2 separate regions of the Homo sapiens genome follow, and region 1 is linked to region 2. Evidence: chromatin contacts called from ENCODE Hi-C or POLR2A ChIA-PET data. All regions are on one chromosome and are shown on one strand. Each heading gives the region's core, a stretch centred on a gene start or an enhancer-like site at or near the end of the contact. The rest is flanking DNA. Distances are from core to core; before and after follow the strand shown. Region 1 has its middle 570 kb from the start of LINC02630. Region 2 has its middle 7.4 kb from the start of MIR4683.

Region 1 (2,972 bases), core at 53-2,552, 840 kb before region 2:
CCTGACACACAGTGAAATGAAATGAGATGGTGGCCATTTGTAACCTCTTGTTTTGAGGTAGTGAGGCAGAACAAAATGGCCAAGGGAATGGTTAGTGTCACAAAGATGGCCAATAATATTAATGGTATTAATTAACTTGTGAACAACAATAAAGCTAAAATTTAAATTCTGAGTTTCTAGTTCTATATGTAGTCGACCCTCTGTATCTGCAGATTCCACCTCTGTGGATTCAACCAACTGTGGATCAAAAATATTTTTTTAAATTGTGTCCGTTCTGAACATGGACAGATTTTTTTCTCATCATTATTTTCTAAACAATACAATAGAACAACTGCATTTACATAGCATTTACATTGCATTAGGCATTATAAGTAAATTAGAAATGATTTAAAGTAACAGGAGAATGTGCATAGGTTATATGCAAATACAGTGCCATTTGATATCAGGGACTTGAGCATCTGCTAATGTTGGTATCTTAGGAAGGTCCTGGAACCAGTCCTTCATGGACACCATAAACCTTCAAAATGTCCTAATGACCTCCAAACCAACCCAATGAAAATTTAAAATAAACACATTGATTAAAAAAACTTATTCTAAATCAGTGACTTGTGTATTAACCATTTATGTTATTGACTTAATTTTCAACTTTAATCCATAGTGTAGGTCAAAGCAATGTATATTTAATAACCTGTGCACTTACGAACTAGGTATTTTAAACAGCATTTTGAGTAAAGGAACCTAAATTAAGAAGATAGTATGCTACTTTTTGAATGTGGTGGTTGACCTCATCAGACAAGATGTAGTGGCAGCCGGTGGAGAGTGTGTTTCATAGCCCTGGCCTCCTGGGTCACTCAGTTCCCTTTCATTACTTCATCTCTTTATTGTCTTGGAGGCTTCTGCCTGGACCCCTCATTCTTCTCCATGGTAAACCCTTCTCGTGCAGCTTCATGACTTGCTTAAGGTCACTCACTCAGTGACATTTTCCTTTTGACCGTTCAATAACAAGATGCTTAATTCCTTCCTTCTTTATAACTCCATAGACCCAGGGGCAAGGACAATAAATCTCTGGATGTGCATCTTCACATAGAGTCAACCCACTGTAGTCCTGGTGACCAGTGACTGTGCTTCATGTAGTTCAATGCAGAGGTTGCAGAGGTGCAGGCTTCTTCAAAATCTTGTGGTTTTATTGTCAAAACACAGGACCTTTTAGGGTGCAGGGAAAGAAAAGGCTTCTCACTGACTCAGCCTATGTGTAACAGGGCAGGAAGGGGTGGTTCCTATGTGTGCAGGAGGGAGAGGGTAACCAGCCATATCGGCGCAATGCCCAAAACACCATTTTTAACCTGTAAGTCATAAGACAAAGGCAGGAACCAAACAACAAGAGAGCAATTCAGTTTCATTATAGACACTACTACCCTATTCATCTGCATAAAGCATCTGAGATAAAGCTATTTTGATAAATAAAATCATGTTCACAATGCAGAAAACAGTGAGCATCTGAGACTCATGGAACTCTAGAAACTGAGAAACTGTATTATTCAAACTCCTAATGTGGTGTGCCTGGGGCACACAGACCTGGGTAACATCTTCCATGTAACCAAGGACACACGTCCAGTGAGTGCCTGAGACAGGAGGAGATCTCTTTGTCTAAGCTCTCATGGCAATGATCTTTCAACCACATCATACATGATAAAGAAACTGTAGAGGGAAGAGAAATTTGAAATTGAAGATATTTACCCATCTTCCAATGGTTTCTAGATTTTTCCTACTTTCTTTCTGACCTGAAATTTTTTCATTTAAAGCACATCAAGTTTAGGCCTCTGAATTTGGAAACACGCACGTATACCCCAAGCATGAACTTTGGATTTACAAGTGTTGAGAAGTATTAACTGTGTGTTTAATGGGATTTTGTTGTTGTTGTTGTTTTTTGCTAAGTGGAATGTGGGATTTGTTCTGGCTTGCCAAGTATTTCATATAAATAGTTTTCTTAATGAAAAGAGGCTTGAGAAAGATTCTTACTTTGAAAAGGAGATTATGATTAAAATTCTTCAAATTGTAGCCCACAGGGACAAATATTATTATGGACTAGGTGATTCGAAGAAATAATTTAAAAATCAACTCTACTAATTAAATTTCCAAATTCATGCACAAAGACTTGGCTTAATTAGTAATTCCATATACATATATGCAATAGAATGAACAGCTTCCTTAGCACCTGAACTATGAGTCATTTTTGCCCAAAGCAGGTGAGGATAGTGAGCTACTCTACAGGATAATGGAGACTTGGGGGTGGGGCGTGAAGAGTCTGGCATTATATTAAAAGGATATTTTATTTACTGAAGTAGTTACCTGTCAACTAATGCTATTTAAGCGCATTCTTTTAAATAGGAAAAAAAACCCCTGGGTTTTATGTTCTTCAATTTCTTGAATTAAGATGATTAAAAGTGGAGATTAAATATAATCTTTATTCCAAAGTCACTCCTGTGTACTATGCCAGATACTTAGGCAGCAGTTAAATTCCTTGAGTCCACTAAAATTGCATTTGCCCTGTTACCATTTCAGCAAAAGAAGCTATTTTCATTTGTGAATACATGATTTAGTTATAAATATTTCAGGCGTATGTTTTTCATCTTCTATTTGCTTACTGACTCTTTTCCCCCGAATTTTCTGTAGCCTTGGTGTATAGGATTGAACTATATTTCTTTTCTTTTTTTTTTTTTTTTGAGACAGAGTCTAGCTCTGTCACCCTGGCTGGAGTGCAGTGGCGCGATCTCCGCTCACTGCAAGCTCTGCCTCCCAGGTTCTCGCCATTCTCCTGCCTCAGCCTCCCGAGTAGCTGGGACTACAGGCGCCTGCCACCACGCCCAGCTAATTTTTTGTATTTTTAGTAGAGATGGGATTTCACCGTGTTAGCCAGGATGGTCTCGATCTCCTGACTTCGTGATCCGCCTGCCTCGGCCTCCCAAAGTGCT
Region 2 (2,710 bases), core at 209-2,708:
TCTGAGTCCAGGGGATGTCCGTCAGTACTGCACGTGAGTGCTGTTAGGGTGAGCAAGACGCAGGCCATCTCGTTTTACCTAGCCAGGTGTTCATGGAAACACACCAAGGAGTAGAAACTTCGCTGGAAAACAAGGTCGGTGAGCATCTGCGTTGGAATGCTGGAGCCCTCGGGAAGGAAGATGACACAGCACTGAGATGTAGGAAGAACAGGATCTTAAAGAAGGATGAGCAGGACCAGGACCGGTGGCTCACGCCTGTAGTCCCACCACTTTGGGAGGACGAGGCAGGCGGATCACCTGAGGTCAGGAGTTTGAGACCAGCATGGCCAACATGGTGAAACTCTGTCTCTACTAAAAATACAAAAATTAGCTGGATGTGGTGGCTGGCACCTGTAATCCCAGCTACTCAGGAGGCTGAGGCAGGTGAATCGCTTGATCCAGGAGGCGGAGGCTACAGTGAGCTGAGATCACACCACTGCACTCCAGCCTGGATGACAGAGCAAGACTTTGCCAAAAAAAAAAAGGGATGAGCAGAGAAATGAGGTTTCTGAGGACTGGAATGTCTAGTGGGGATAGGAGGGAAGGAGGAGACTGTGACCAAGGACCACATAAGATCTTGGAGGACTTACAGAGTTCAGAGGCCTCAGGGGCAAGAATCTTGCTGCCCATGAACAAGGAGCAGGGGCAAGAACCTGTGGCATTAGGGAAATGTGGAATCTCAGATCTCTCTTACTGAATCAGAAACTGCATTTTAACAAGATCCCCAAGCTTCACAGGCACACCGAAGGGTAGGAAGTTCTAGCACACCATCCCACATTTCACTGGTTAGAAAACAAGCCCAAAACAACTGTGCTTACTGAACATCACACAGTCAGGAGCACAGCTGGGCCTAGAAGCCACTAAGCCTACTTGTCACTCCTGTCTCTGTAGATCTTTTCCAGCAGTCCCACTCTTCTGTGTAGACCTCTGAGGCCACCACAAGGTGCATTCAGGCTGGGTGTGGTGGCTCACATCTGTAATCCCAACACTTTGGGAGGCCGAGATAGGAGGATCACTAGAGGCCAGGAGTTCTAGACCAGCTTGGGTAATATAATGAGACTCCATCGCTATAAAAAAATAAAAAGCCAGGTGTGGTAATGCATGCCTGTAGTCCCTTGGGAGACTGAGACAGAAGGATCGCTTGAGTCCAAGAGTTCAAGCCTGCAGTAAGCTATGAATCTGCTACTGCACTCCAGCATGAGCAATAGAGAAAGAGTCTATCTCAAAAAAAAAAAAAAAAATGCATTCATAGCTGATACAGCAACTTACCAGGGCTGTGTTTACCTGGTTACAGAATCATAGCAGAGTTCTCTCACAGTTTGGTGGTGGCCTACACAGGAAATGTGAACGCCCATCCTTCAGAGACAAGAGGAGCACTGTGGAAAGGCTTGCCTCTTGGGATCCTGGCCAACTTAGGCCAGCTCACCTGCCTTTTGCCTTCTACAGCCACCGTGTTCCAATAAATTCCACATTTAAGAGTCTGTGTTCTAGCTTAGTGAGAAGGCACAGTGACTGGGAGTAATATGGTTTGGTTCTGTGTCCCCACCCTAATCTCGTTTTGAATTGTAATCCCCACATGTCAAGGGAGGAACCTAGTGGGGGGTGACTGGATTATGGGGACGGATTCCCCCCCTTGATGTTCCGATAGTGAGTGAGTTTTCAAGTGGTCTTGTTTGGTAAGTGTCTGGCACTTCCCTCTTTCTCTCTTTCGCTCTCCTGTGACTGTGTAAGATGTGTCTGCTTCCCCTTCACCTTCCACCATGATTGTAAGTTTCCTGAGGCTTCCCCAGCCACGCGGAGCTGTGAGCCAATTACTCCTCTTTCCTTTGTCAATGACCCTGTCTCAGGGAGTATCTTTATAGCAGTGTGAGAGAGGACTAATCCTCTATTAGTCAGATGGGCTTCTGTTACTGATTGAGTTCACATGGGGAGAGGGGCCAAATGTGGAACGTGTTGGCCCTGGCTGGCAGAGGCCTGAGGGCCTTTCAGGGAGAGCCTGGCCTCGGCCAGGCAGAAGGAGAAACAGCAGAACCACTGTGCCGTGAAGGCCAGTGCAGGGATCAGGGAGAGAAAAGGGCTTAGGGAACCCAAGAGAGCGTCCCAGAAATCTCTGCAATGACAGAGCAACCTGAGGAAGAGCTTGACTGGCCCAGCAGACTCATGCTGCAGGCTGTGCCCGGGAGGGGGCCAAGAGCATGGGTGGCAGCTGAAAAGGTCAGCCAGTAGCCAGAGAAAGGTGGAAGGAAGGAATTGCCCCAGGACAAAAGGCAAAGTTAGGATCAATGTTAGTGAAACAACCCAAGTTGGATAGCTTTCCGAATCTGGGGCACAGCCATTCTTCACAGGGGACAAACGCATGCTTTTATAGCACCATGTTTATCATGCAGGTGAATCATACACTGATTTAAATTAGAAAACCAATTTCTAATATTTTCACCCCTAACAAGCCCATTTTTAATTAACTAGCACTCCAGCAGTAGTTCTTACCATGCTTACATGTTAAAAGCACTTGGGGTATGTTTTTGTTTTTTTTTTATCATTACCAATGCCCATGTTGCACCCCAAACCAACAGAATCAGAATTTTGGGGGGTGCCAGCTGAGAATTCAAAGTTTTCTAAAACTTCCCCAGGCAATTCCCATGTGCCGCCAGAGTTGAAAACCAGTGAATGT

The links. A loop is a pair of places that touch in the nucleus more often than their neighbours do. ChIA-PET counts read pairs that join two places held with the same protein, here RNA polymerase II (POLR2A). Pooled maps may share reads with other maps.
Region 1: a loop to region 2 is called in a map of PC-3, with 4 times the contacts of the local background. The contact joins two enhancer-like sites. A Hi-C loop is called at or near these places in 1 of 168 maps with a recorded cell type or tissue (PC-3) and 4 of 50 pooled maps. POLR2A ChIA-PET finds 5 or more read pairs at or near these places in 1 of 52 experiments (PC-3).

Annotation. Positions count from the first base shown.
Region 1 is chr10:36,468,086-36,471,057 of GRCh38, reverse strand. No RefSeq gene overlaps it. Among named protein-coding and RNA genes, the nearest start is that of LINC02630, 570 kb to the right of the region's middle. Within about 2 kb of position 1,302, at least 2 of the 41 ENCODE cell types and tissues checked have a DNase peak (open chromatin) inside an H3K27ac peak, as active enhancers do; they include PC-3, where a contact is called at or near this core.
Region 2 is chr10:35,632,464-35,635,173 of GRCh38, reverse strand. No RefSeq gene overlaps it. Among named protein-coding and RNA genes, the nearest start is that of MIR4683, 7.4 kb to the left of the region's middle. Within about 2 kb of position 1,458, at least 2 of the 41 ENCODE cell types and tissues checked have a DNase peak (open chromatin) inside an H3K27ac peak, as active enhancers do; they include PC-3, where a contact is called at or near this core.